Linked DNA regions of Homo sapiens: region 2 is linked to region 1. A link is an interaction called in ENCODE POLR2A ChIA-PET data of the cell type or tissue named here. Cell type or tissue: A673. All regions are shown on one strand. Links, peaks and the distances in the headings refer to the core of each region. The heading gives the core; the rest is flanking DNA.

Evidence for each region. ChIA-PET counts read pairs that join two places held together with the same protein. Peaks named below come from ENCODE experiments on the same cell type or tissue, not always from the same donor. Only the 100,000 strongest peaks of a DNase experiment are listed, where the experiment ranks them.
Region 2: POLR2A ChIA-PET joins it to region 1 with 14 read pairs; 3 of 35 experiments call an interaction of 5 or more read pairs at or near these places.

Annotation. Positions count from the first base shown.
Region 1 is chr7:138,966,266-138,979,338 of GRCh38, reverse strand. All of the region lies in intron 1 of KIAA1549, which reads left to right. Among named protein-coding and RNA genes, the nearest start is that of KIAA1549, 8.6 kb to the left of the region's middle. RefSeq lists enhancers at 4,272-4,772, 4,773-5,273. In A673, for the core only: no CTCF peak of the experiment used is centred there; a DNase peak (open chromatin) is centred at 3,438; H3K4me3 peaks cover 768 bases.
Region 2 is chr7:139,336,973-139,353,812 of GRCh38, reverse strand. FMC1 (formation of mitochondrial complex V assembly factor 1) reads right to left here and starts at 12,476. Exons shown (of 2, transcript NM_197964.5): 1 at 12,291-12,476; 2 at 7,485-8,312. The coding sequence starts at 12,428. The coding sequence ends at 8,109. It overlaps FMC1-LUC7L2 (FMC1-LUC7L2 readthrough), which reads right to left and starts at 12,476. Exons shown (of 11, transcript NM_001244584.3): 1 at 12,291-12,476; 2 at 8,192-8,312. The coding sequence starts at 12,428. It overlaps TRR-CCT4-1 (tRNA-Arg (anticodon CCT) 4-1), which reads right to left and starts at 13,113; the gene lies at 13,041-13,113. It also overlaps a transcript of LUC7L2 not described here. RefSeq lists enhancers at 12,236-12,485, 11,933-12,500, 12,756-12,825, 12,856-12,925, 13,236-13,295. In A673, for the core only: no CTCF peak of the experiment used is centred there; no DNase peak of the experiment used is centred there; H3K4me3 peaks cover 218 bases; H3K27ac peaks cover 386 bases.

The sequences.
Region 1 (13,073 bases), core at 1,303-6,302:
TAAGTGCTTCTGGTAACTTTAAAATAAATAGTGAAGCTGTTTGCACTGCCCATCCCTAACCTTCTCTTCTTTGGAAGTCCTTTCCTGCTTCCCCTCTACCCCCAATACAAATATTCAACCTGGAGACATGAAATTAATAATATTTCCATTCTAGACCTGACATCATGGAAAGAGACTTCATCCTTTCACTGGTTTGTATATTGGCTTCAGCCGCTGCCAGGCTCATAGACTAGGAACTAAGAAGTGGAGGGCACAGCCCCTGTGCTCCAGGATCCAGCTGGAAACACAGAGCAGTGAAGGAAGTACAAACCCTTGCACAGACCATTCCCGGACAGGAAAGGCAGGATTCCTTATGGATGACCTGCTGGAGGTGACCCCATCTACTTGAAGACTGTGAGGAACGATCTTGGTGGAGGGTGGCTTCCTGATGTAGCTAGGGTGTGTGTAGGGTGCCTGGGCGGTGCTGTTGATCCTGGGAAGAGGGTGCGTTGCAGTTGCTTGGGCTGCCCTCCCAGTCCTGAGTGTGGTATTTTCACCAGGAGATTTGGAATGTAGGAGAGCTTTGCTGAACACTGCTGTGGTGGTTGGTTCTCTTTCTAAGGAATAAGCAGTGGTAGTCAGAAAATGGCATGGCTTAGACCTGTTTTGGACTTCCTATGTGAGGCAGCATTCCCTTCCGTGGCTGTCTGAAAGCTATCTCCTCCTTCAGCTGGCTTCTCTTGTTAACTTTTGTTCAATAGAGTCCACCTTCCAGGTGGTCCCCTTATTACAGTCTTTGGTTAAATCTCTATGTTAAATCGATTTCTTGTCTATTTGTATTTCATTCAGCATTTTGAGTGTGTTTTTTTAAAAAAAAAATTTACAAGTTTGGTCTTAACCATTGACTGTTGTGGAAACAACTTGTAATGCTTTGGACTTACTTTTGAATGCATTGCTCTTAAGTGATTAGCCATCCACAGTATAAAAACAAAGAATCATGCCCAGTTTCTTCACCTTATTCAGAGATAAGTTTTTAAAAAGTAATAGTTATTATGAAATAGATTGCTTTGTAGGGAATTTGGAAATTACTGAAAGGTACAGAAACCAGTCACCCATAATCTCACAGCCTGTAGGTAACACTAAGTAATTTTATCGTTTTTTTGTTGTTAACATTAAAAAAAGAATTATATGCACAATTGTATTTACTACCATTTCCACTCTACATTTAACTTAAGCATTTTTCCATTCATTAAGTCTTATTTGAAAACTATTTTCTATCCTAATGATTTATTCTTTTATTTCCATTTTTTGGGTTGCTGTAAGTAATGCTGATGAATAGCTACATAGAGAAGGCTCTGCTGGCCATGCGCGCTGGCTCACGCCTGTAATCCCAGCACTTTGGGAAGCCGAGGTGGGCGGATCACCTGAGGTCAGGAGTTTGAGACCATCCTGGCCAACATGGTGAAACCCCGTCTCTACTAAAAATACAGAGATTAGCTGGGTGTGGTGGCATGTGCCTGTAATCCCAGCTACTTGGGAGGCTGAGGCAGGAGAATTGCTCGAACCAGGGAGGCAGAGGTTGCAGTGAGCCGAGATGGCGCCATTGTACTCCAGCCTGGACGACAGAGCAAGACTCCGTCTCAAAAAAAAAAGGCTTTGTGCATGTTTCTTTCCGTGTGTGTGTGTGTGTGTGTGTGTGTGTGTTTTCTTGAGTATACATTTGTGGAAGGGGTATTAGAGTGTGATTAAAATGTAAGGCCCACCAGGCTGGATTTCTGCATCTTTTGTTCAAAATGCTGGGCCCCTAGTAGGTACTCAGTATGTGATTTTTGAATGAAGCAATTTTTGAAAGTTATAATGCTGACATAAGCCCTTGAAGCTTACGCAGGGGCCTTCCATTATCACTTGCATTGAGTATTCACTTCATCACTGGCATTGAATGTTACTTTAAAAGCCCTTGTTAAATAAATTTGTAATACATTGTTTTAACCTGCACGGTTTTATTGCTTTAGAATTGAATATTTTTTATTTTGTATTTGTATTCTGTGAATTTTCTCTGTATTTTTATTTATTTACCTGTTGTGGCATAGATATGTATTTAAATCTTTATGTATTAGAAGGATAGCAACCATTTTTCCTTCTATATGTTGCGTTTTCCCCTTCCAAAGGAATTTCTTTTAAATTTTACATAATTTTGAAATGTAGAAGTTTTTGGTTGTTTTGATTAGCAAGATCTGCCATTTGTTCTTTTAATAATTTTTTTATTGCATTTATGCTTATGGTGTGTGAAATTTTTTTCTTAATGTGCTGTTTTATTATTGGCCATTTCTAGGTGAATATTTATGCTTTGTGAGTCGTTTAGGATATTATAAACAAATACTTAAATGTTTCAAAAGTGTGGCCCCTAGGCCTCCTGCATCAACATCATTTGGGGATGTGGGGGTGCTTGTTAAGAATTTAGATGTCTACGACTCACCCTTAGCCTCTAAATTAGACTCTTTGGTGGCAGTGCCTGGGAATCTTCATTTTAACAAGTTGACAGCTCCGTTTTAGCCCCTGAGCATTGGAACCACTGATCCGGATATGGTAAACCCAGTAACTGAAAATTAACAGTATTTTGAAGATATAGTAGTCCCTCCTTATCTGCAAGGGATGTGGTCCAAGACCCCCAGTGGATGCCTGAAACTTTGGGTAGTACTGAAGTCTGTATATACCATGGTTTTTTCCTATATGTACATACCTGCAATAAAGTTTAATTAAAAAATGAGGCACAGTAAGAGATTAACAATAATAACAAAACAGAACAGTTCTAACAGTCTACTGTAATAAAACGTGAATATGCTGTATCTCAAAATACCTCAGAATATCTCAAAATATCTTCAAACTGCAGTTGTCCTCCGGTATCCGAAACCTTGGAGGAGGGGGACTACTGTATACCATTGGTATCTTGCAGTTGTCTTTTCACTGTTAGAACAGCTAATTTAAAATCGTTATGTTGAGGCCGGGCGCGGTGACTCACGCCTGTAATCCCAACACTTTGGGATCACCTGAGGTCAGGAGTTGGAGACCAGCCTGGCCAACATGGTGAAACCCGGTCTCTACTAAAAATACAGAAATTAGCCGGGTGTGGTGGCAGGTGCCTGTAATCCCAGCTACTTGGGAGGGTGAGGCAGGAGAATTGCTTGAACCCGGGAGGCAGAGGTTGCAATGAAATGAGATCGCGCCACTGCACTCCAGCCTGGGTGACAGAGCAAGACTCCATCTCAAAATAAAATAAGATAAAATAAGATAAGGTAAAATAAAATAAGCATTTTTTGTTACATGTTTTTGCTTGGTTTTGTTTGGGTTGGGAGTGAAAGGGTGCAGAGGACTGCATTTTCAATGCTCACTCCTGCCCGTTTGGGAACAGCTGCTGCAGTGCTTGTCAGGAAGTGCCTCACTTAATTCTGAAAACAGAACCCAGCCAGGGAGTTGTTACAAGTCACTAGGGACGTGGGAGCCACAGGTTTTCTATCAGTGCCCTGAATGATAGAGGCAGCTAATTACCGTCATTATAATTACACTAGGTTGATTTTCCCAGATAGGAAGACACTGTTCTAACTGATCTAATTTGTTTTCAAGTTGTGACCACCCACCTTTCATCTGGAGCTCACAATGATGTGATTTCTTTTTCTTGTTGTTAGGCAGCAGGATTTGTTAAAAGGTGAGTTAAAAAACCTGGGTGTGTGCAAATGCAAATCTGCCTGTAACTTTGTGACTATGGACAAGTTACCTTGTCCTGGGTTTCCTCCTCGGTGTAAGAAAGGGTTAATGAGATTAGCGCTAATCTCATTAACCCTCTAGCTCCTTGTAGCTCATTTCTCCCTGTAGCTCCTACATATCAAGTCAACATCTTGGATGTCTTGGAATGCACTTATAAGCAGCATCTGTCCTTTTTCTGTTAGGTTGTTTTGTCATTTCTCCTTGCCTGGTAGATGTTCTAGGCCCATGACCTGCTGAAGGCAGCTCACTCTCACCATTGCAGATGGCTCTTCTTTTTAAAAACTCCCTTTATTCTTCCCTCTTGCATCCACACACTCAAGACCCATACTTTGCTTTCTCTTATTCTTTCTCTTTGTCTCTTTCTTTTTTCCATCTCCTTTGTTAGCTTCAGGCAATTACTTCTCATTAGTGAAATTCTAATCTTGTGGTCCCCACACTCTGAGCATCATCACTGCCTCTTAGCTCGCATCATCACTGCCTCCACTGCCTCGTAGCTTGTTAGAAAATGCAGAATCTCAGGGCCCACCCCCGACCTTCTGAATCAGAATCTGCATTTGACAAGATCCCCCTGGTGATTTTGCATGCACAATTGAGGTTTGGGAAGCACTGGGCTAAGAGGTAAAGTGCCTTCTGTTCTAGCCTTCTGGGAATAGGTATTGTTGGAACATTGAAGGCTAAGTCAGCCTGGACTAACTCTGGAGCTATGTAAATCTCCAGAGACCTTGAGAGACACCTGCTTTTGGGACTGAGTCTGTGTAAATAGTGTGCAAGAACCATATTTTATTTGACCAGGCAACTAGATTAGAATTGTCCCCTAGACCTGCTGTTTTCATTCATTGCGAGCATTTGACTGGTTGTAAAAACACTGAGATACAGTCTGGATGTGGTGGCTCACGCTTATAATCCCAGCACTTTGGGAGGCTGAGGCAGGTGGGTCACCTGAGGCCAGGAGTTCGAGACCAGCCTGGCCAACATAGTGAAACCTCGTCTCTACTAAAAACACAAAAAAATAGCCAGGCATGGTAGTGGGTGCCTGTAATCCCAGCTACTCAGGAGGCTGAGGCTTGAACCCGGGAGGCAAAGGTTGCGGTGAGCTGAGATCGCGCCACTGCACTGCAGTCTGGGCAACAAAATGAGACTCTGTCTCAAAAAACAAAACCAAACCACTGAGATACTACCATAGCAGTTGGTAAATAGCTGCTGTACTGAATATTCCTTGCTCCCCACCCCCAAGTACCCTGAGCCTCCCTGCCCTCTTTCAGGACTCTTCTCCCAAGGACCACCGCCACCCTCCACCTCACCGAGATCCAGTGACTGAAGGGTTAATGCTCAGCACAGCAGGTGCCTCAAGGACTCTGCTTTAGTTTTTTGGCTGAAGACCATTCTGGCAGGTTTGAGGTGCTATCTCATTGTGGTTTTAATTTGCATTTCCCTAATGATTAGGGATGCTGAGCAATTTTTCTTTACCTGTTGACCATTTGTGTGTCTCTTTTGAGAAATGTCTGTTCAGATCCTTTACCTGTAAAATTAGAATAGCTCCCTTTCCGACTGTCAGTGCTCGTGCTCCACTGCTGTTAACTGTGTTGACTATCACCTGTACATTCATTCATTGATTTTTAATCTATCCCAGATCCAGTACTTAGAAAAAAAGTTAGGCTGGGTGCGGTGGCTCACGCCTGTGTTCCTAGCACTTTGGAAGCCCAAGGCGGGAGGATTGCTTGAGCTCAGGAGTTTAAGACCAGCCTGGGTAACATAGTGAGACCTTGTTTCTACAAAAGTACAAAAATTAGTTGGGCATGGTGGCATGCACCTGTAGTCTCAGCTATTCGGGAGGCTGAGGCAGGAGGATTGCTTGAGCCCAGCAGGTTGAGGCTGCAGTGGGCTGGGATTGTGCCACTGCACTCCAGCCTGGGTGATAGAGCAAGAACTTAAAACAAAAAAAAAGCTTGTTAAATGTTGTACTTGATGGTAGTTGAAGTCATAGATATGGAAGACACTAGTGAGGGGGGAGCATGGAGAGTTAGTAGACAAGGCAGCTGAGGACAGAAACCCTGAAACTAGCGTGAAGGAGAGGGGAAGACAAAGAGGAGCATACAGAGGAACTGACCATCATGACAAAATAGTGATATGAGAGCCAGGAGAGGAGGAGAGAGTTTTCCTCTAGGTGAGTGATCCATCATGTCAAATGCTACTGTACCAAACTGTTTCTTGAAGGATGGGATGAGGGCCAACTGATCAGAATCACCTGTTAAAAACCCAACTCATGGTCAAGCCAGCTCTACTGAAACAGGTGATGCCTGAGGATTTGTATTTTTGAAATGTTCCACAAGCTCTTTATGTTATTCTTAGGCCTGGTGAGGTTTGAGTTATTCCCTATAACTTAATGGTGGCAGGAGGGTTGGTGGAAGTTTTAAAAACATGTTTTAGACTTGATTGTGTTTGTAGGCTTCAAGAGTCAGTAAAAATACAGTGACTGGGCTGGGCGCGGTGGCTCATGCCTGTAATCCCAGCACTTTGGGAGGCCCAGGCAGGCAGTTCACTTGAGGTTAGGAGTTTGAGACCAGCCTGGCCAACATGGTGAAAACCCGCCATTACTAAAAATACAAAAATTAGCCAGGTGTGGTGGCGGGTGCCTGCAATCCTAGCTATTCGGGGGGCTGAGGCATGAGAATCACTTGAATCTGGGAGGCGGATGTTACAGTGAGCTGAGATTGTGCCACTTTACTCCAGCCTGGGTGACAGAGCGACACTCTATCTCAAAAACAAAACAAAACAAAACAAAAGCAGTGGTTGACAATTTAAGGAAGTAGAAGGAAGGACCTCATGGCTAATTTACCAAAAGTGAGGAGGTTCACCTGGGCAGGCAGGACCACCCTAAGAAGAGTTAGGAAGAAGTAATGTTGGGAGAAGGAATCGGAGGGACTGGTGGAAGGTTGGGAGTGAAGTCCAAGGTAATGGGGGTATCTGTGGTGATGTTAGGGAACCCACCGTGTGATTTTTGTCCTCTAGCACTTGACGTTCCAGTGTGTCTGGGAAAGGTGAGCCATTGGCCCGAGTCAGGGATGGGGAATCACAGGGCAGGTGTGAAGAGCCAAAGGGGATTGAAGGAGCTGGCAAGAGGTGGTCTGGATGAGGTAGGAGGTGAACCGTGGCTGGAGCAGTGGGAAAGGGACTGGGAGGAGGGGGTGCAGCTGAGATCCCAGGGCAGGTGTTGAGAGAGAGGTGGGGGAGGGCGGGAGGGATTGGGGTGTCATTGTGCCGAGTTTCAGAAGTGGGTCATCTCTAGTTTTGGTCTTGGGTAATGAACAGGGTAGGGTGTAGTGGTGGGAATGAGTTGTTGAAGTGGAACATGGAGGAAGGCTTTGGGGTGAATAACTTCTGTGGATGTTGAACTTGCCTGGAGAGAGGAAGAAAGGACTGTGAGCCAGGCACCAGCCCCTCAGTGAGTGAAAGAAAGTTCCCAGAGGACTGTGAATGGGAGGGGAGGAAGTCCGTCTTGAATGTTTCTGCTGTACCATCGCTGCCACCACTGCCCTCATTCAAGCTCCCATCCTCTTTTCTCCAGGTGACTGTCACGACCTCTACTTCTCCTCTCACTTCCTCCAGTTCATCCTCCACCTTCAGCAGGAAGGGCCTGCTAGGAACAGGTCACGTCCCTTCCTCCTTGCTTGACTGTCTGCAGTGGCCCCCATGGTTTTCATTACGCTCCACGTCTGAGTCAAAGCCTGTGTGCTCAGATAGCAGGTGTACAGGGCAGGAGTTGGGTGTCTAGGATGTGGGAAAATGGGCATGGAAGGTGCAGAATATTCCACATATTGGTACTGAAAGGGACCGAGAAGATCTTTCCAGCAAGAGAAGGGAAGTGATGTGATTTGGAGGCTGAGTTTTGCCCTCTCGAGGTTGAGGTCCAGCTGTAAGACGGTTTCTCAACCCTAGGGGGTGGGTTTTGTTGTGACAGCCGCTGACTGGGTAGGACCCAGCCCCTCAGAGGGCCAGCTTCTGCGGCATGAAGGGTGCTGTGTGTGTGCAAGGAGTGAAATAACGTAGGAAGAGGGAGTGGTAAGGTGGAGGCCATCTGTGCAGGTGAGGGCTAGGAAGAAGCCAGTCTGGGGTGGGGTTGGAAAGGGAGGCAGAGAGGGCAGGAGTGAAAGCTCCTGGGGGCTTGGAAGGGATGGGATCTAGGGCAAGAGTGGAGGCATTCATTTGAGAGAGGAGGAAAACAGAAGGAGAAACAGGTGGCTTGTCTGGGGACAGAGATGTATGGGGGAGTATGGGTCTATTGGTGGAGGGTGGGAGGCGAGCAGATCTGGAGAGAGGACAGCAGCGTGGGGGGATCAGGAGCTTGAGCAAACACAACTGGCTTCCAGAGGAGAGTGAGAAGGGATGAGTGAAAGAATTGCCAGGCAGTGGCAAGGGCCCAGTTGAAGTTGGAAGGCCAGTCTTGGTCGCAGTCCAGGCAGACACTCTGCTTGTCCCTCCAGCAGCCTGGGTGGCCCAGAGCCTTGGCGGAAGATAGGCCACAGCGGTCCTGGGGTGTTGTGTCGAGGGCAGGGCAGCTGGGAGGGCTCCTCACTCCTAGTGGTTTCCTGGTGCTTCCCAGTCCTTTGGAGTCTCTTGGAAACTCTCCTGTCACTTCTTTCTTCTTTGTTCTCTGTTTGGGCCTGAGGAAGGAACCCTTCATCACTTACTGTGTTGGGTGCTAGGATTAATTGTGGAGCCGGACAGTCTGAAGAGCTGCTTTGAAACACTGGGTAAATACTGTTGGGGAGCTTTCAAAGGGGGAAGCCTCAGACATACAAAACAGATGATCTTATGGAGCCAGCTTCCAGGGGAACTTGGGCAAAGCCCAGGAGACAGGTCTGAGCAGGTGGGAGGTTGCCAGGTCCTTGCTGCTCCAAGTGTGGTCCCCGGATCAGCAGCATCAGCATCGCCTGGGAGCTTGTCAGCAATGCAGAAGGTCGGACCCCACCCCGGGCCTACTGCATCGACTTTTTGAAAGCACCTCCAGGTGACTTGTGTGCACACCAAAGCTTGAGAGGCTCAGAACTGTGCAGTTTCTCATTGAAGTTGGGTGTACTTCAAAGATTGTTGGTTATCTAATTAGTGGAGAGTCCATAGCGCATAAAAATGCAGCCCAGATCTCAAGCCATCGGGCAAAACTGAGGGTAGGAGCAGTAGCGGGTTCGGAGCTGAGCTGGTGCCTGGCTGGCTGCGCTGCTCAGAGAACTGCCCCTGCCCTGAGCACGGTCACAAGCCTTTAGTCCAGTCCTGAGTTCCCTGAGCTGGTGTCAGCAGGTGTTAGGGTGGTTGACTACCAGGAATTACAAAAGCACTTGGAGATAGTTGAAGCAAAAGGGTGTCGAAGCTGAGATGGAGGCAGAAGCAACCCACATGTCTGTGGACAGATGAATGAATAAACAAACTGTCGTCTGGGAGGAAGTGGGGATGGCTAATAGGTACAAAAAAATAGAATGAATAAGTTGCTTTTATATAGGAAAGGAAAATTTTTAAAAAAGGAAAAGAGTTAAGAATGAGTAAGACCTAGTATTTGCTAGCACAACAGGGTGACTATAGTCAAAAATAATTTAGTTGCACATTTAAAAACAGCTAGTATAATTGGATTGTTTGTAACACAAAGGATAAATGGTTGAGGGGATGGACGCACCATTTACCTTGATGTGATTATTATGCATTACGTACCTGTATCAAAGCATCTCATGGGCTGGGCACAGTGGCCGGCCCTTTGGGAGGCTGAGGTGGTCAGATCACCTGAGGTCAGGAGTTCCAGACAAGCCTGGCCAACACAGTGAAACCCCGTCCCTATTAAAAATACAAAAATTAGTCAGGCATGGTGGTGCAGGCCTGTAATCCCAGCTACTTGGGAGGCTGAGGCAGGAGAATTGCTTGATCCCGGGAAGCAGAGGTTGCAGTAAGCTGAGATCGCATCACTGCACTCCAGACTGGGAGACAGAGCAAGACTCCATCTCAAAAACAAACAAACAAACAAAAAACAAAACTCATATAACCCATAAATATACGTACCAACTATGTACGCACAAAATTGAAAATAAACAAATTTTTGCAAATGTGGTCTAGCCATTCAGTGGAATATCGTTCAGCCTTAAAAAGGAAGGAAATTCTGACACATGCTACAACATGGATGAACCTCAAAGACGTTATGCCAAGTGAGATGAGCCAGTCATGAAAGGACAAATACTGTAGGATTCCACTTACGTGAGGTCCCTAGAGTAGTCAAAGCCATGGAGACAGGAAGTAGAAGGATGGCAAGGGCCTGGGAGGAGGGGGGAATGGAAAGTTTTTGTTTAATGGGGACAGAGTTTCAGCTTTGCAAGATGAAGGAGTTCAGACTATCAGTTGCACGACAATGTGAATATACTCAACACTGTGGAACTGTACACTTAGAAATGGTTGAGATGGTCAATTTGGGGGAGCTAAATCGTAACTTATGAACACAAAGAGTCAACAGACACTGGAGCCTCCTTGAGTTGGATGGTGGGAGGAAGGAGAGGAGCAGAAAAGATAACTATTGGGTACTGGGCTTAATACCTGGGTGATGAAATAATATGTACAACAGACTCCTGTGACACCTGTTTACCTGTGTAACAAACCTGCACTTACACCCCAAACCTAAAATAAAGTTAAAAAAAGGATGCTAAAGAAAATATTAAGAAGAAAATATTATTGGAGCACAAGGTGTTTTTTTTTTTTTTTTTTTTTGAGACGGAGTCTGGCTCTGTCGCCCAAGCTGGAGTGCAGTGGCGCGATCTTGGCTCACTGCAAGCTCTGCCTCCCAGGTTCACGCCATTCTCCTGCCTCAGCCTCCCCAGTAGCTGGGACTACAGGCGCCCGCCACCACGCCTGGCTAATTATTATTATTATTATTTTGTATTTTTAGTAGAGACGGGGTTTCACCGTGTTAGCCAGGATGGTCTCGATCTCCTGACCTCATGATCTGCCCGCCTCGGCCTCCCAAAGTGCTGGGATTACAGGCGTGAGCCACCACGCCTGGCCTTGGAGCACAAGGTTTTTAGCTTTTTATACTTGGGATGTACTAGATGGATTGAAAAATAAAGCTCTGTTGACTATCTGACCTCTAGTTTGTTTCCGTTTAAAAATATATATCGCTGCTGCAATGAATTGCCTTTAAATAAAAATTTCTGTTTAATATTAATACAAGATGGGTAAATTTTATGTTACGTTTTTAACCACAGTTATTTTTTTAATTTTTATTTTTAGTTCTGGAATACATGTGCAGGACGTGCAGGTTTGTTACATAGGTAGATGTGTGCCATGGTGATTTGCTACACCTGTCAACCCATCATCTGGGTATTAAGCCCAGCATACATTAGCTCTTTTTCCTAATAATCTCCCTCCTCCCACCCCACCTACCGAGAGGGCCTGGTGTGTGTTGTTCCCTTCCCTGTGTCCATGTGATCTCATTGTTTAGCTCCCACTTATAAGTGAGAACATGCAGTGTTTGGTTTTCTGTTCTTGGATTAGTTTGCTGAGGATAATGGCTTCCAGCTTCATCCATGCCTAGTGGAGTGGGAACTAGCTGGTAGGGAAGCAGGAGTGGACATTGCTCAGAGCTGGGAGCCTCAGTGGTCTTGGTGCAGAGCAGGAGCACGTGACAGGTGCTCGCTTTGGGAACTGGCAGTGGAGGCAGATGACAGGCTGGGATGGAGGGGCATCTGTGCAGGCCAGCACAGGCCAGATCTGGATGGGGATTGGGGGACAAGTCAGCCACTGGTGGCTAGGATAGTGGTCAGGATTGTTGCCCTTGGCTTGTAGCACCAGCACAGATCTTGGGGCCTCTCCACCTTGGGGCTGCTTCACCTTACCTCACCTCAGCATCCTTGCACTATTGAGTGTTTTTTTTTCTCCTGGACAGCTGTTTAATGGAGGATGGGCTGGGAGACTGGGCTGGGGAAGGCGGCTCCAGGAATGGGTTGGAGTTTTCAGCCTGGGCCTGAAGAGAGTCTTAGGAATTTGAAAAATTAGGTGGTTTTCCTAGCCCCTAGAATTGGGCTTTTAAATATCTTAATGCCTTTTGAGAGTACAATATCTTTATTGGCTTTTTCCTGATTATAAAAACGATATGCATTCATTGCAATCATTTGTACTTGCTGTTCCCTCTGCCTAGAACTTTCTCATCTCAGATATGATCAACACAGTTGACTCCCCTTCCTTCAGGTCTCTGCTCAGATTTCCTGTTATCAGGGAGGCCTTCCCTAACCCCGATGTGAAAAATTAGCAACCGCCTCCGTAATTCCTCTGCTCCTGCTTGCTTTTTTTCTTCATGACACTTATCATTGTCTTCTACATATTTGTCTGTGCATTCTGCCTTCCTCCACTGGACTGTAGTCCCCACCAGGGCTGACTTTGTGTAGTTCAGTGTCATTTGTCCATGTATTCCACAAATCTTTGCCTGCTCTGTGCAGGCACTGTGCTGGGCCCTTGGGATACATCAGTGGACAAAGTTAATGATATCATGTGTTACTCCGCGGTAGGTGTCATGTGTAAATGCAGCAGATAAACAGCTTGGACTGACGAGTTGCAGTTTTGATCTGGGTGTTTAGGGAGCCTCGTTGAAAATGGGGCTGGATTCATTTGCTCAGGCTGCCGTAATAACGTACCACACACTGAGTGGCTTACACAACAGAAGGTTATTGTCTCATAGTTCTGGAGTCCAAGATCAAGGTGTCAGCAGCACTGTGCTTCCTCCAAAGGTGCTAGAGAAGGATCTATTCCAGGCCTATCTCCCAGCTTCTGGTGGTGCAAGGTTAATATTGAGTGTCAACTCGATTGGATTGAAGGATGCAAAGTATTGATCCTGGGTGTGCCTGTGAGGGTGTTGCCAAAGGTGATTAACATTTGAGTCAGTGGGCTGGGAAAAGCAGACCCACCCTTAATCTGGGTGAGCACAATCTAATCAGCTGCCAGCATGGCTAGGATAAAAGCAAGCAGAAGAACATGAAAATACTAGACTGGCTTAGCCTCCCAGCCTACGTGTTTCTCCCATGCTGGATGCTTCCTGCCCTTGAACATCGAACTTCAGGTTCTTCAGATTTGGGACTCGGACTGGCTTCCTTACTCCTCAGCTTGTAGTTGGCTTGTTGTGGAACCTTGGGATTGTGTGAGTTTAATACTCCTTAATAAACTCCTCTGTGTGTATATATATATAGCTATCCTATTAGTTCTGTCCCTCTAGAGAACCCTGACTAATACAGGTGGTTCCTGGCTCATGGCAGTGTGACTCCAGTCTTTACATGGCGTTCCCTCTGTGTGTGTGTGTGCGTGCAAATTTCCTC
Region 2 (16,840 bases), core at 6,562-11,561, 370 kb before region 1:
TTGTTTTTTTTGGGTTTTTTTGAGATGGAGTCTTGCTCTGTCACCAGGCTGGAGTGCAGTGGCGCAATCTAGGCTCACTGCAACCTCCACCTCCCGGATTCAAGTGATTCTCCTGCCTCGGCCTTCTGAGTAGCTGGGACTACAGGAGCCTGCCACCACGCCCGGCTAATTTTTGTATTTTTAGTAGAGATGGGGTTTCACCATGTTGGCCAGGATGGCCTCCGACTGCGTGATCCACCCGCCTTGGCCTCCCAAAGCAAAAATTTTAAGTGTAGTAACCATGTATTCATCTTAGCATCTGAAAAAAAAAATCTCTGTATGTCTATGTCTACATTTTAGCAATGATAACCATTCCTCTTCCAGGAACAAGGTCTCAGAGGGTAACAAAATAATATAAAGTAGGATTAAACTATACATTTAAAACTAGGTAATTAAAACAGAATAGGTACAAGTAACATGTTTTGCTAGCTGTCCAGAACAGACAACCCTTCAATTTATTGTAATTTATGAACTAAATATGGTAAATAAAGGCTATATCATACAAATTAATATTGCGGTTTTACTTGGGGCATCGGTACATACAATCAAATTTTATAAACATGGTGCCTATTAATTTTTGGGACAGTCTTGCTCTGTCACCCAGGCTGAAGTACAGTGGCGGGATCTTGGCTCACTGCAACCTCTGCCTCCCAGGTTTAAGCGATTCTCTGCCTCAGCCTCCCAAGTAGGTGGGATTACAGGTACCTGGCACCAAGCCCAGCTAATTTTTGTATTTTTAGTAAAGACAGAGTTTCACCATGCTGGCCAGGCTGGTCTCGAACTCCTGACCTCAGGTGATCTGCCTGCCTCAGCCTCCCAAAGTGCTGGGATTGCAAGCATGAGCCACCGTGCCCGGCCGGTGCCTATTAATGTAGATTTTAAAATTCAAATTTTTTGAAAATTACTATCTTTTAGTTGGATAAATTAAAACTTACTTTACAGACTGCCTTGGATTAGCCTGCCTTTAGTTCAGAGCAACACAGATTTCTTTTCCCACCACATAATCCTAGTATGTGAACATCTTGTTCTTATCACATGTTCATATTTGTATCTCTAACACTTAACCAGACAAGGAACTCAATACTTTATAGCCAGAAACATCCTCAGTTCTAGTGAAAATGTATTAATATCTGAAGTTTGTGGAGAGGAGAAATGACAAGAGCCAAACCTAAACCAAAAGAACTAGTTAATTGGTTTATTCAAGACAGGGGAATTAAAATCAGTAAGCATATAAACTATATTGCTTGAAAGAAACTTTTTAAAATAATTTATATCTTTGAGATGGGGTCTTGCTCTGTCACCCGGGTGAATGCAGTGGCGCAAACATGGCTCACTGCTGCAGTCTCAACCTCCCAGGCTCAAGGGATCCTTCTACCTCAGTGTCCTGAGCAGCTAGGATTACAGGCAGGTGCCACCATGCCCAGCTAATTTTTTTATTTTTATTTTTGTAGAGAAGGTGTCTCCTTATGTTGCCCAGGCTGGTCACAAACTCCTGGCCCCAAGCCATCCTCCTGCCTCAGCCTCCCACAGTGCTGGGATTAAAGGTGTGGACCACCATGCCTGGCTTTTCTTCTTTTTTAGAGATGGTCTTTCTCTGTCGCCCAGGCTGGAGAGCAGTGGCTATGATCATAGCTCACTGCAGCCTCTAATTCCTGGGCTCAAGTGATCTTCCTACCTCGGCCTCCTGAGTAGCTGGGACTATGGGGGCATGCCACCACACCTGGCTAATTTTTACATTTTTTTTAGAGACAGGGTCTCATTATGTTGCTCAGGCTGGTCTCAAACTTCTGGCCTCAAGCAGTCCTCCCATCCAGGCCTCCCACTGTGCTGGGATTACAAACAGGAGCCACCTCCCCACATGTTTAAGAGTGAAAAGGTAAGGGTAGCTAAGGCAGTATCACCCATGTAGTAGGCATTCATACATCCTTGTTGAAGAAAAGAAAGTGAAATTTAACCTGAAATCCTGAAGAATGAATAGGAAAGAGCTATTGAAGGGGAGTATGATTGGAAGAAGAGCTTTCCCTGTATGAGGAACAGCAAAATGTTGAAATCAAGACCATGGCTCCCAATAACTGAATTTCTGTATTCAGTTCTAGCTGGACTGTCAAACACAGAGAATAGAGATGAAGCTGAAGAGGTCTGGCAAGGGCCAGGCCCTGGAGGTTCTTGTTAAAGTCTTTCTTTGAAGGGTTCTGAGTAGAATGACAAGAACAGATCTGTGTTGCATAGGGGAAAATGGACTTGAAGAGAGCATAATTGGAGGTAAAAGGGACCAATTAGGGAGGGCAGTGGTTAAGGGAAGAGATGTAAGAGGTCTACACTAGGATAGCAGCAATAAAAATTGAAGGGCTTATTAGGAGGTAAAATCTGATTTAGTGATTGTTTAACTGAAGATATGAAGGAGAGAAAGCAGTAAAGAATAACTTAGATTTCTGGCTTCAGGGACTGAGTGAAAGTGTCATTGAACTGATAGGGAATACCAGGAGAGATTTGTAGGGGAAGATGAGGAGGTTCCATTTCGCACACATTGAATTTGAGATAACTGAGTTATCTAAGTGGTGTCATCCTCCAGGCCGTTGGACATACAGGTCTTCAGCATGCCAGAGGAGCCTGAACTGGAGTTATCAAGCATTTTGAGAATAATTGAAGTCATGAAAGTGGAGGTGATCACTCAGGGGAAACCATGTAGGGTGTGACATAAGGACCTTGGTCTGGACCCTGAGGAATACCCAACATGTAAGGGATACACAGAACATGAAACTGAAAAATGACTAGAGTAAGAAAAAAACAGAAGAATGTGGGCCAGGCGCAGTGGCTCACACCTGTAATCTCAGCACTTTGGGAGGCCAAGGCGGGCAAATCACGAGGTCAGTAGTCGGAGACCAGCCTGGCCAACATGGTGAAACCCCATCTCTACTAAAAATACAAAATTAGCCAGGCGTTGTGGCGGGCGCCTGTTAATCCCAGCTACTCAGGAGGCTGAGGCAGGAGAATCACTTGAACCCAGAAGGCAGAGGTTGCAGTGAGCCAAGATCGCACCACTGCACTCCAGCCTGGCAACTGGGCGAGACTCCATCTCAAAAAAAAAAAAAGAAGAATGTGGTGTCATCAAAGCCAAGGGAAAAGCAGGGAATTGCCCATAGTGTCAAATGCTCCCTAGACAACAAACGAGATAAAAAATAACTAAGATCCACTGGGTTTGGTGTCCTGAAGGTCATCTGTACCTCTGGGTTGCAGTTTTGGTGGTAGTAGAGGGGCGGAAACCAGACTGCAGTGCATTGAGGATGAGTAAGTGGTGAAAAATGCAGAAAATGGATACATAACAACAACATGGATTACTAACAAGATAAGGTGGCTGGGTGCAGTGGCTCACACCTGTAATCCTAGCACTTTGGGAGGTCGAGGCGGGTGGATCATGAGGTCAGGAGATGGAGACCATCCTGGCTAACACGGTGAAACCCCGTCTCTACTAAAAATACAAAAAATTAGCCGGGCGTGGTGGCGGGCGCCTGTAGTCCCAGCTACTCAGGAGGCTGAGGCAGGAGAATGGCGTGAACCCGGGAGGCGGAGCTTGCAGTGAGCAGAGATCGCGCCACTGCACTCCAGCCTGGGCCACAGAGCGAGACTCCGTCTCAAAAAAAAAAAGATAAGGTTAAGGCTCAAAATCAGTATGCTCAACAAAAGAAGCTGCCTCAAAAGACTGCATACTGTATAGCTGCATTTAGATAAAATACTGGAAAAGCCAAATCTATAGTGACAACAAGCAGGTCAGTGGTTGCCGAGACCAGGTGTGGGGAAGGAGAATTGACTGCAAAGGGGCACAAGATAACCTTTTGGGGTGATGGAAATGTTACATAGCTTTACTGGGATATTTATGACACAGGTGTATTCATTTGTCAAAATTCATTGACCTGTACACCTAAAATGAGTATATTTATTATATGTAAATTTACCTTGATACAACTTATTTTAGAAGTTTCAAAAATACAGCAAGTGAATATAATTCATTCAAGTCTTTGAATACGTTAATTCATTTGTGAAGAGGAACAGCGGGTAGTAGCTGTAAAAGCATTTGAGATAGAGGCAGAGTAGTTTTTAGAAGGAAAAGTCTTAAGCATATTTAAGTACTATTAAAGGAAAATCCGGTGGGGGGGGGGGGAGCAGTTGACATTAAAGGAGGTAAGCAAGAGACAGCAAAATGAAGTAAATCACTTATCACTAGTGCTTTATCACTTATCACTAGACTAGTAACCAAAACCTCAGGATTCTCAGGCTGGGACCTTCCAATTTAGAGTTTACTGCCAATATAGTTTGTGTTCTAGAATCAATTCTTTCTAACACCGACTTCAGCTGATTATTGATGGTGCGACTATGAATAGGAGGTACAGGTTGGTTATATGTGAACAGAAATGGCCTGAGTAAATTATTTAAACCTTAATAACATAATACGCATACACTTCTGAAGACTGATGGCAGTAGGGCTTAGAAAAGGGTTCATGATAAAAGGAATGAGAATAAAGTAAAAAGATAAAAACAAACAGTAAGATTTTCTCTTTGTTGAACACTCATTATGCACCATGCAAGTGTCTGATTTTTTTGTTTGCTTGTTGGTTTGTTTCCGAGACACAGTCTTGCTCTGTTGCCCAGGCTGGAATGCAGTGGCGCCATCTCAGCTCACTGCAACCTCCGCCTCCCGGGTTCAAACAATTCTTGTGCCTCAGCCTCCAAAGTAGCTGGGATTACTTGCGTGTGTCTGGCTAGTTTTTTGCATTTTTAGTACAAACGGGGTTTCACTATGTTGGCCAGGATGGTCTCAATCTCCTGACCTCAAGTGATCTACCTGCCTCAGCCTCCCAAAGTGCTGGGATTACAGGCGTGAGCCACCATGCCCAGCCCTAAGTGTTTTATATAAACATTATTCTCAATTATTACAACAACCTTGTTGGCCTTCCCATTTAATATAAGGAGGAAAAAGCACAGGTCAACTAACCTGCCCAAGATCACAAATCTGGTAAATTATACAAGTAGAATCATAATATAAATATTTTTTTTTTTTGAGACGGAGTCTCGCTCTGTCACCAGGCTTGAGTGCAGTTGTGTGATCTTGGCTCACTGCAACCTCCACCTCCCGGGTTCAAGCGATTCTCCTGTCTCTGCCTCCAGAGTAGCTGGGACTACAGGCACACACCACTAAGTCCAGCTAATTTTTGTACTTTTAGTAGAGACGGGGTTTCACCATGTTGGCCAGGATGGTCTCAATCTCTCGACCTTGTGATCCACCTGCCTCGGCCGCTCAAAGTGCTGGGATTACAGGCATGAGCCACCGTGCCCGGCCTAAATATTTATTTTTTAACAATCTAAATCTATATGACTTCAAAACTGTAATATTTCTTACCATTAGACAATTCTGCCTCAAATCTCTTCTTGAAAAATAATGGCCAGACATGGTGGCTCATGCCTATAATCCCAGCACTTTGGGAGTCCTAGGTGGGAGGATCACTTGAGCCCACGAGTTCAAGACCAACCTGGGCAACACAGTGAGACCCCCATCTCTATTAAAAAAAAAAGGAAAAACATTATATATTATTGTATATAATATTGTATATTATAATGTACATATTATTGTATATATTCAATATGGTAACAACAAAGGAAATCAAAACATTAACCTATCCTCACCCTTTTGCTTTCTTCACTCTTACCAAAGTAAAATATCAGTATTAATAACAAACCTGCATCCATGAAATAAAACAGAGAACAAATAAACATATGTCAGCTGGGCATGGTGGCTCACACCTGTAATCCCTACATTTTGAGAGGCCCAGGCGGGCGATCACTTGAGGTCAGGAGTTCGAGACCAGCCTGGCCAACATGGTGAAACCCCATCTCTACTAAAAATACAAAAATGAGCCGGGTGTGGTGGCAAATGCCTGCAGTCCCAGCCACTCAGGAGGCTAAAGCAGAAGAATCACTTGAACCTGGGAGACAGAGATTGCATTACTCCACTGTATTCCAGCCTGGGCAACAGAGTGAGACCTTGTCTCAAAACAAAACAAAAAAGGTATGTTAAACATTTCTTTTTTTTATACATTCAGTCGAATAAATGCTTGTTTGACCTATTAATACTATTATTTTAATGTTAACCTCTTAGAAGAGATGGTGTTTTGAATGGCCTTTTTTTTTTTTGAGACGGAGTTTCACTCTTGTTGCCCAGGCTGGAGTGCAATGGTGCAATCTCGGCTCACTGCAACCTCCGTCTCCTGGGTTCAAGCGATTCTCCTGCCTCAGCCTCCTGAGTAGCTGGGATTACAGGCATGCGCCACCATGCCCAGCTAATTCTGTATTTTTAGTAGAGATGAGGTTTCTCCATGTTGGTCAGGCTGGTCTGGAACTCCCAACCTCAGGTGATCCGCCCACATCAGCTTCCCAAAGTCCTGGGATTACAGGTGTGAGCCACCACACCCGGCTTGAACTGCTTTATGAATAGTTCTGTTGAGGTTGTACCTCTCCTAGTGGAGCTAAGTTATGTATTCAAAAACATTTAATACATGCAATGTGTAAGTCACTGTGGAAGGTGCTTTGGAAACTGCAAAGATGAATGAGACATAGTCCCCGAGAAAAGAGGTTATCTACCTACCAGAAGAAACTGACATATACCATAAAGGAGCCAAAGGTAAATAAGTGTTGGCAATTCACAGAAAGAGAACGATTTTTGAGGAAATAAGGATATAAGAAGCAAATAGACCCTTTAGGAGACTATTTTATTGGTTCAGCCAAAAGATTCTCAGTGCTTGAACTAGGACAGAGGCAGTGGAGACAGACGAGGAGAAGGTTATTAGAGCTACTGCAGAAGCTGAAATTGCTAAATAATTGTGAAAAATAAGGAGAGAGGAATACCAAATGAAGCCCAAGTTTCTGTCTTGGTTAGCAAGTGCATGGTGGAGCTATTTGCCCAGATAGGGAGTTCAAGAGAAGGAACAATTTGACAAGATTAGGAGACAGAAAGAGATGTCTATGTACTCATCCATCCCTCTCTGTGGGTTATAGCTGAGCTGTGGCCATGTTCCTCAGCCTAAGGGCCTGCATTGGTCAGGCCTAGGGAGGTTAGAACTCTCTAGTAGAGAGTCTCTCGTAACCTATTCTGGTTCAGGGGCTGCCCAGTTAAAAATAAAATATAAAAAGACCTCTCTACTATTGAGAACCCCTAAGAGCTTCACCATCTCAACCTTAATTCGCCCACATCTTTATGTATCCCTTTAACTCTCCTCAATGTCCCTATTTGAGTGTGCCACCTATTTCCTGCCAGGACTGTAACACATCAAATTTATGTATTTTTAAATGAGATATGTATGTATAATTGTATATGTGTAGGAAATATCTGGAAAGATGCACATCAAACTGTTAGTAATAGTGACCACCTGGTAATGGGGACAAGGGAAAAGGACAAAGGAAAAGAGGGTTTCTTTTATTTTATGTTTATAACATTTGAATTCCTTAAACAAAAGGCTTATACTAATTTTTTTTTTTTTTTTGAGACAGAGTTTTGCTCTTGTTGCCCAGGCTGGAGTGAGTGCCATGGCGCGATCTCAGCTCATCGCAACCTCCACCTCCCGGGTTCAAGCGATTCTCCTGTCCCAGCCTCCTGAGTAGCTGGGATTACAGGCATGTGCCACCACGCCTGGCTAATTTTGTATTTTTAGTAGAGACGGGGTTTTTCCATGTTGGTCAGGCTGGTCGCGAACTCCCAACCTCAGGTGATCCGCCTGCCTTGGCCTCCCAAAGTGCTGGGATTACAGGCGTGAGCCACCGTGCCTGGCTAAGGCTTGTACTACTTTTAAAATAAAATATAAAAAAATTTTTTTAAGTAGAAAAACAACATCAGTCTAGTGCAAAAAGTTCAGTAAATTCACTGAGAGTAAAGATGAAATGTCCAGTTAATTCCCCTAAGAACTAGTAAACAAAATTACAGAGAAAAACCTTAAACTTAAAAAAAATTTAATGATAAATACATATTGATAGAAATTATTCAATTCTCCTATGAATGCAGCATCCAAGGATATTCTCCATGTTCATGGCTCCCAGCCCTTCCCTCCAGGCTGATGGGGCAACTTGAGACCCACCAAGCCAGCAGACTCCTCCACCGAGCGCTCACCCTTGCCATGAAATTCCTGATGTAGGGCCACATGTTTCCGGATGCTACGCAGGAGGCAGAGATAGGTGGCAGCTTGGAAATGAAGCTCATGTTGGGCTCTGCACAACTTTTCACTGGTGACCTAGAGAAGCAGCAAGTCAGAAATTCTTAACCCAGCTAGAGATACAGGTCCACAGAGAAAGATTTAATAAATAAGCATTCACTAGAGTGAAAGTAAATTGCACAGAGGAAATACAGACATGTATGTATATACATGTATACTTAATACATCTATAGAGGCACTCTATAGTTATTAGTAAAGCTGACCTCTAGTTCGGATTTTTAAAAGGAGTTGCATTGAATGTCCCTGTATTCAGTCAGTACTGCAAGAAGTCATCTAGTTTCAATTCCTTAATTTTACAGATGAGGAAACTAAAGTCCAGAGATGCTCAGAGGTTGGTTAATGGTAGATATGGAAATTATAATTAGGTCACTCATCATTAATGTCACCTAAAGAATATTATGTAGAACTTTCTCCCTTTCAAGCAAATAAAGGACTGCTTTATTTATATTTCTGTGACTTTGATTAATGTGGCATATACCTTTCATTACAATGAAAATTGAAAACTTGGCCGGGCGCGGTGGCTCACACCTGTAATCCCAGCACTTTGGGAGGCCGAGGCGGGCAGATCACAAGGTCAGGGGATCGAGACCATCCTGGCTAACACGGTGAAACCCTGTCTCTGCTAAAAATCCAAAAAAAAAAAAAAAAATTAGCCGGGTGTGGTGGCGGGTGCCTGTAGTACCAACTACTCAGGAGGCTGAGGCGGGAGAATGGCGTGAACCCAGGAGGCGGAGCTTGCAGTGAGCCAAGATCGGGCCACTGCACTCCAGTCTGGGTAACAGAAGGAGACTCCATCTCAACAAAAAAAAAAAAAAAAAAAAAAGAAAGAAAATTGAAAACTTTTGTCTGAAAAATGATAGCTTTGTGCTAAATAGTAACAAATGAAGGTTTCATGTATAAAACTAGTATGCTTATGTTCATATTACTTATTACAATTGGCCCTCCATATCCATGGGTTCTGCATCTTTGGATTCAATCAACTTGTGATAAAAAATACTCAGAAAAAAATAAAAGGATTATCATGTCTTACCAAACATATGTTTTGTCATTATTCCCTAAACAATGTAGTATAACAACGATTTACATAGCATTTACACCGCATAAGGTATTATAATCTAGAGATGACAAAGTATACAGGAGGATGTGCATAGGTTATATTGCAAATACTACAGCATTTTATGTCAGGGACTTGAGCATCCATGGATTTTGGTATTCCTGAGTGGGGGTGGGGGGTGTCCTGGAACCAGTCCCCACAGTTACTGAGGAATGGCTATTCTCGCTCTTACAATTTGCTTATCCATCTTGAAAACTCTGGACTCATGACTTTAAGAAGCTAGAAATTCCATATCCATTCCAAAGTCCCCAAATGATTCCAAACCTTTTTTCTTCATCATACTTAACTTTTGAGATTCACTGCACCCTCTTTAACTAGTTCTGTATTCAAGGCTGTGAGAAAGGGGCAGGAAAGGTGAGATGGGGATGTGTGCATAGCTCTGAGGGACTAAAGGAGCCATGTCCAAATGTGGATAAATCTGGGCACCACTGCCTACATAATACGCCCCCCACCAACTCTTTTTTTTTTTTTTTTTTTTGGGGACAGGGTCTCACTTTGTTGCCCAGGCTGGAGTGCAATAGCGTGAACATGGCTGCTGATCTCCCCAGCTCAAGTGATCCTCCTGCCTCAGCCCCGCAAGTAGCTGGGACTACAGACGCACACCACCATATCCGGCTAATTTTTGTATTTTTTATACAAACAGGGTTTCACCATGTTGCCCAGGCTGGTCGTGAACTCCTGGGCACAAGCGATCCACCTGCCGCCTCCTCCCAGAGTGCTGGGATTACAGGTGTGAGCCACCGCTCCTGGCCTAATCCCCTTTCTCTATTTGAATATCTAGTGTTAGAATCTGAAAACTAGAATGTGTGTGGCTTCTTGGTTTTTGAGACAGGGTCTCGCTCCGTGGCCTATGCTGGAGAGCAGTGGTATGAACATGGCTCACTGCAGCCTTGATCGACTTCTTGGGCTCAAGTGATCCTCTCACCTCAGCTTCCCAATTAGCTGGAACTAGAGGATGGGCCATCACGCCTGGATAATTTTCAAATTTTTTGGAGAGGAAGTCTCACTACACTATGTTGCCCATGCTGTTAGAATGTGGGTTTTAGGATCTGCAGATCATGTTGAAAGCAACATTCATTAGCTGCTTAAAAACAGAATTAATCTGCTTTAATACAAATTTAACTTTTTAGTAATTTAAATTTTATGAGAAATCAACACCAATGTCAAGCATTAACAAATCATAGCATCCACTTCTATTAATATATAAGCCCAAATTTGTGGAATTTGACATGGGAATTCTAGGTTAATGTAGGATAGAATACTGCTCTTGATTCGGTTGAGCCTGAATCATGAGGACAAAAGGGTCAGCAATAGACAGGAAACAGTAAATAGATCACAAGAACCCAAAAGAGATCAAATGAAATAGAACACTGTATTTTCCCTGTGGAGAAAGGGTAGGTTTCTCCCTAATAGAATCCCTTCTCCGGAGGGAAAGGATAGAGAAAATGGGATGGTTATTCAGTTAGCTGTGAGCCTGAAGGAAACAGAAACCATTTCCCCTATGCTCAAGTGCATTCCAGAGTGGTATTTCCAGAATGTACCATGAATTTCAGAACCATTACCAAGTCTCTCTCAAGGGTAATAATGTTATCCCCATAAGGTACAACTATAATCATGTCACCTCCTTAAAAATCTTAGAATGGGGCCAGGTTTGATAGTTCACGCCTGTAATTACAACACTTTGGGAGGCCGAGGCAGGCGGATCACCTGAGGTCAGGAGTTCAAGACCAGCCTGACCAACATGGAGAAACCCCGTCTCCACTAAAAATACAAAATTAGCCGGGCGTGGTGTCGCATGTCGCCTGCCTGTACTACTCGGGAGGCTGAGGCAGGAGAATCGCTTGAACCTGGGAGGTGATCACAATCTTAGAATGGCTTCCCATTACACTTACAATAAAGTTTAAGTTCCTGTTCGGCCTACCACTTCATCTACCTCCACTTCACCCACCACACCTTAGGGCTAAACCACTCTCAACTGGCAATTTTTCTCCCCTTGGGCTTTCAATTGTGTAGCTTTTAAACCTGGACCCTAACCCCAATTTACTTGCTAACTCCAAATTAGCCTTCAGGTCCCTGATTAATTTCCTCCGGAAAACCTTCCCTAACTACCCCTTCTTTATACCCCAGCCCCTGTTGTCTACACCTTGAGCACTTATTTATCCTCAGTACTTTACTGTATGGCTCCTTAGGTGGGCAGCAAGTGTCTTAAGGACAGGACACATGTGCATCTGATTCTTCCTGTTTAGACCAGGTTCCTAGCACAGACCCTAACGTTGCCACCTTTTAAAAACTAGGTGAATTTGAGTTCTAAGATTTTACATTCTGACGTCCGTGGCTCAGAAATTCGACAGTTGATCGTTCTCCCTTTCCCCACATTGCTCAAGGGCAGCAAGTTTCCTTCCCTAAAGCCCAGTTGTTCTTTTCCGCCTCAAAAAGAAATGCTTCTTAGAATAACTTTTCTAGGGGACGGGTGAGGAAATTGTTGGCCAGATGCTGTGGCTTTAAGTCTAGCAACAGTACACCCTTCAACTCCATCTTCATTGTTTTATCCCCAGCATTGAATCCTCCATTCCACTTTCCTGACTGCCCTCCGCAGAGGCAACAGACCAGCCAATGAAATCCTTCGGGACGGGTCCGCCCCTCTGCAGGACAGGCTGACGTCCCCAGAGCGACTCTGCGCCCCCCCCCGCTGGTCCTTTGGTCCCCGAGTTTATGCCAGAGCATGGAGCCTAGGGCCTGGGTTGGTTTGGTCAGAACCAGGGCTCCGTGGGAGGGTTGGCCTCAGAAATGCAGGAATTAAACACCGTGCTCCCCACCCTAGCCCAGACCCGGCTCTTCCTCCCTCCCCAGCACGTAGAGCACCCGGGACATGGCTCCCGTACCCGATGTGCACGGAAAGCCTTCACAAGGTACCGATAGGCCGCGGTGTCGCGATAGGGTCGGCCGGTGGCCGCGCTCAGGTAGCGCAACTCCCGCAGAAGTCCTCGAAAAGTGTGCGACGGGGACCCTAAGGCCGCCATTGTCCTGTCCTTCTCCGAGCGTGGTGCCCAACGGCGTCCTACGACCCTGAAAACCCCTCCTCCGGCCCAGGCGCCTAATGGTACGGTCGGACAGACTACCGACTCCCCCTATCGACTGACGAGCAGTGGAACCGCTCACTTGTCCGTTGACCGAACCTTATTAATCGAAGGCCCAGGGGCGCCGTAACAAAATCAAACGAAACCCGACTGTTAACTGAAGGTACCAGGACCTCTAACCCAGAACAAGGGTTTGGGGAAACAGGGGCTTTTCTTCACTGCGTCATTGAAGATGCCCGTTAGCCGACCAACCGCTGAGTCTCAGGAGAAGCGGGCCCGGCGGGGGGTGTGGGTGTGGATTTGATATGGAACACGCTGAGAAGACATTTTTAAATGATTTATAAAAGGGATATCAAAATTCAACGTATTGACGTCTCCCCAAATCCCAGGGGACCTGCGGCTCAGACAAAGGACATGGGTGTGTGCAGATTCTCGAAAATTGCAGCCCACCAGCTAGTAAAAACACACACACACTTCCCATTTAAAAAAAAAAAAAGTAAAGTTGGCATATTTCGCTTTGTTTAGAAAGGGGAAAAAAGGACAAAAGTCACAGGCCACCCCAGATGGGACTCGAACCCACAATCCCTGGCTTAGGAGGCCAATGCCTTATCCATTAGGCCACTGGGGCTTCTGCAAACGACGCGCTCACACAACATATTCAACTATTTTCCTCTTTGGTACGTCATCGTCACTTCATTTTCGCCTTACCCTATCCCACGAAACCACACCTAGCGCCCACGTGAGGGGTGACGTATGCTGGGAGTTGTAGTTAGAGAACAAAAGTCCACATCACCGCGCCAAAGGCTTTACCCTCGAAACTGCACCGATGCTCCGGACGTTGAACGGGCGCGCGCACGCTTCTGCGTACGCGCTTGCCTGCGCAATAGTCTCCGCGCCTGCGCCGTAGTCCCCGCGCCTGCGCAAAAGCGGGCATGCGCCGTCGCGGAGCACAGCGCGCTGGGCAAATTGGCCGGATCTTCGAGACTCGCCCTCTGAACGTCAGCTCTGGTGGGTTTTTACCGGAAGCAGCCGGACCTTTTCCGGTGTTGCGAATTTCCAGGAGGAGCTTTGCTCCAGCGGCCGTTAGATGGCGCCTGCCGCGGTCAATTTCTGCTTCCGGTTGAAGCGTTGAGGCCATTTCCGCAGGCCGGGCGTGGTGGCGCACGCCTGTAATACCAGTACTTTGGGAGGCCGAGGCGGGCGGATCATCTTAGGTCGGGGGTTTGAAACCAGCCTGACCAACACAGAGAAACCCTGTCTCTACTAAAAATACAGAATTAGCCGGGCGTGGTGGCGCATGCCTGTAATCCCAGCTACTCCGGAGGCTGAGGCAGGAGAATTGCTTGAACCCTGGAGTCGGAGGTTGTAGTGAGCCGAGATCGCGCCATTGCTCTCTAGCCTGGGCAACAGGAGCGAAACTCCATCTCAAAAAAAAAAAGAAACATGTGCCGTGTCCTTTGAATTGGTGCGTCAGCGATAAACATGGGACAGCGGGGAAGTAATAGTACATTGATTAGGAATTAATTTTAAAAATTAGCAGTTCATTTTTTGGTTCTGTTCCTAATTGTATAACGAACAAATCACTTCGGAGTCCCAGTAAACTTACCCTTATAGTATCACAGGGGCTTCCCATTGTCCCTAAGATAAAGCTCAGACGACATAAATTGATCCTCGCTTGTACCTTAATCTTCATCTCTCACTTTTCGCTTATCACCCTCTGCTCCAGGTATCTCCACTTTCATTGTCTCTTCCCCACCACACACCTTACCTGATATTCCCTCTGCCTGAAACTTAACCATTTGTATTAATATGCCTCTTTACCCTTTGGGCTTCAGCTTACTCCAGAAGTCTAGGTTAGACGCTTCTCCAGGCCCTTGAAGTCAATACGGCAAGGTGAAAATTATTCATTTCACCTCCTCTGGTCCCCTGTTGCTCCCTTTATTTACTCATCGTAAATAACTCTTAATGTAGGTACATGGCCACTACTCCATACTGTAGTTGTCAGTCTCTTCCATCAGACTGGGAAATTGTTCAGCTCCGAAAGCCCTGTGCCTAACAGAAAAGCCTGTTTCTTCACCAGGCTTATTCCTTGGTAGCATAGTCATAACAGCTTAGTCTGAAGCTCCTAAAGGGATTGGCACTGTCTGGCCCCAGTGGCTAGGAGACATAAGCTACTGAGCAGGAATGACAAACAAATGGAACATCAATTGTTCATTAATGAGTAAAGCTGGCTTGGTTGGAAACCTGGTGAACTGGACAGCAACTAGCCCACCTGTCCAGGGGGCAGCCATTACTCACCTCCACTGATTGTTGCCATTTTAGGAAAGCAAATCCTTTAAAAACCTTTTTTTTTTTCAGGAAACTCTGGAAATCTGTTTTAATGCTATAGATTTCCTTCTAAATATTGGCCACTAATGAATACTTTAAAAGTACTGCATGCCAAACAGCCCACAGACTTCTAGTCTGTAAAGAAAGAAGAAAAAAAGGGCGATAGGATTTGAAGTTAAGAAAAGGTAAAAAACATGTGGCGTGCCTAGTTCGTGGGAAAAAAAGCTGGTTTGATGATCCTGCCTTTTTATTTTTTCTTTTTAGAAAAATTTTTACAACTATATTGTCTTTTTAAGTTTTTAAATGATTTTTTTCTTTCCTATCATCTCCTTAGCCTGATACCCTGCCTTATCTTTAGGAAAAAAATGCTCCTGATAATAAATACAAAATATAATAAACTCATTTGTATTAACATGTGAGATTCTGTTCAAAACCCAGCCTCATTATAGGTCACTCTTCAGCACCCTCAGCTGATTACCACACTGGCTAAATTAAGGAACTTACACATCTTAAACAGCCTTCTCAAGATTACCATTTTAAATGTTCCCCACTCTTGGCCGGGTGCTGTGGCTCACGCCTGTAATCCCAGCACTTTGGGAGGCTCAAGGGGGGGCGGATCACTTGAGGCCAGGAGTTCAAGACCAGCCTGGCCAACGTGGCAAAAACACATTCTCCACTAAAAATACAAAAATTAGCTGGGTGTGGCGGTGCGTGCTTGTAGTCCCAGCTACTCTGGAAGCTGAGGCAGGAGAATTGCTTGAACCCAGGAGGCAGAGGTTGCACTCCAGCCTAGGTGACACAGCGAGTGCGAGCCTGTCTAAAAAAAAAAGTTCCCCACTCGTACGTATTTCCAGATACTGAGGGTTTTCGGATACTACTTTTTGGCTAGACACACCAACTAATTATTTAACCGAGTGTACAGTGATAGAATTAAATCTCCCAGGAGCCTGGCAACAAAGCAAGACTCTGTCTCTATAAAAAAAATCGATGTATATATGGTGGTGCGTGACCGTAGTTCTAGCTATGCAGTAGTTTGAGGATCACTTAGCCCAGAAGTTCAAGGCTGCATTGAGCTATTATCTCTCCACTGCATGGCACCCTAGGTGACACCAAGACACTGTCTCTAAAATAATAATAATTGTTGGGAGCAGTGGCCCACGCCTGTAATCCCAGCACTTTGAGAGGCTGAGGCAGATGGATTGCTTGAGCTCAGAAGTTTGAGACCAGCCTGGGCAACAGCGAAAACCCACTTCTACAAAAAAAATTTTAAACTTAGCTAGGTATGGTGGTGTGTGCCTGTATTCCCAGCTACTTGGGAGGCTGAGGTGGGAGGATCGCTTGAGCCTGTGGTGAGCCTTGATCACGCTACTACACTCCAGCGTGGGTATCAGAGTGAGACCCTGTCTCAAAAAAAATTTTTTTTCTTTTTGTGAAGGTGTTTCTGTTTTGTTTTGTTTTGTTTTTGAGATGGAGTCTCACTCTGTTGCTCAGGCTGGAGTGCAGTGGCAAGATCTCAGCTCACTGCAACCTCTGCCTCCCGGGTTCAAGTGATTCTCCTGCCTTAGCCTCCCGAGTAGCTGGGACTATAGGCGCATGCCATCATGCCCAGCTAATTTTGTTTGTTTGTTTTGAGACGGAGTCTTGCTCTGTCACCCAGGCTGGAGTGCAGTGGCGCAATGTTGGCTCACTGCAAGCTCCGCCTCCCGGGTTCACGTCATTCTCCTGCCTCAGCCTCCTGAGTAGCTGGGACTATAGGCACCCGCCACTAAGCCCAGCTAATTTTTTGTATTTTTAGTAGAGACGGGGTTTCACCATGTTAGCCAGGATGGTAATTTTGTATTTTTAATAGAGATGGGGTTTCACTATGTTGGCCACGCTGGTCTCGAACTCCTGACCTCAAGTGATACACCCGCCTTGGCCTCCCAAAGTGCTAGGATTACAGGCGTGAGCCATCACACCAGACATTTTTTTTCTTTTTGAAGTGGTTTATTTAATTAATTAATTTATTTTTGAGACAGAGTCTTGCT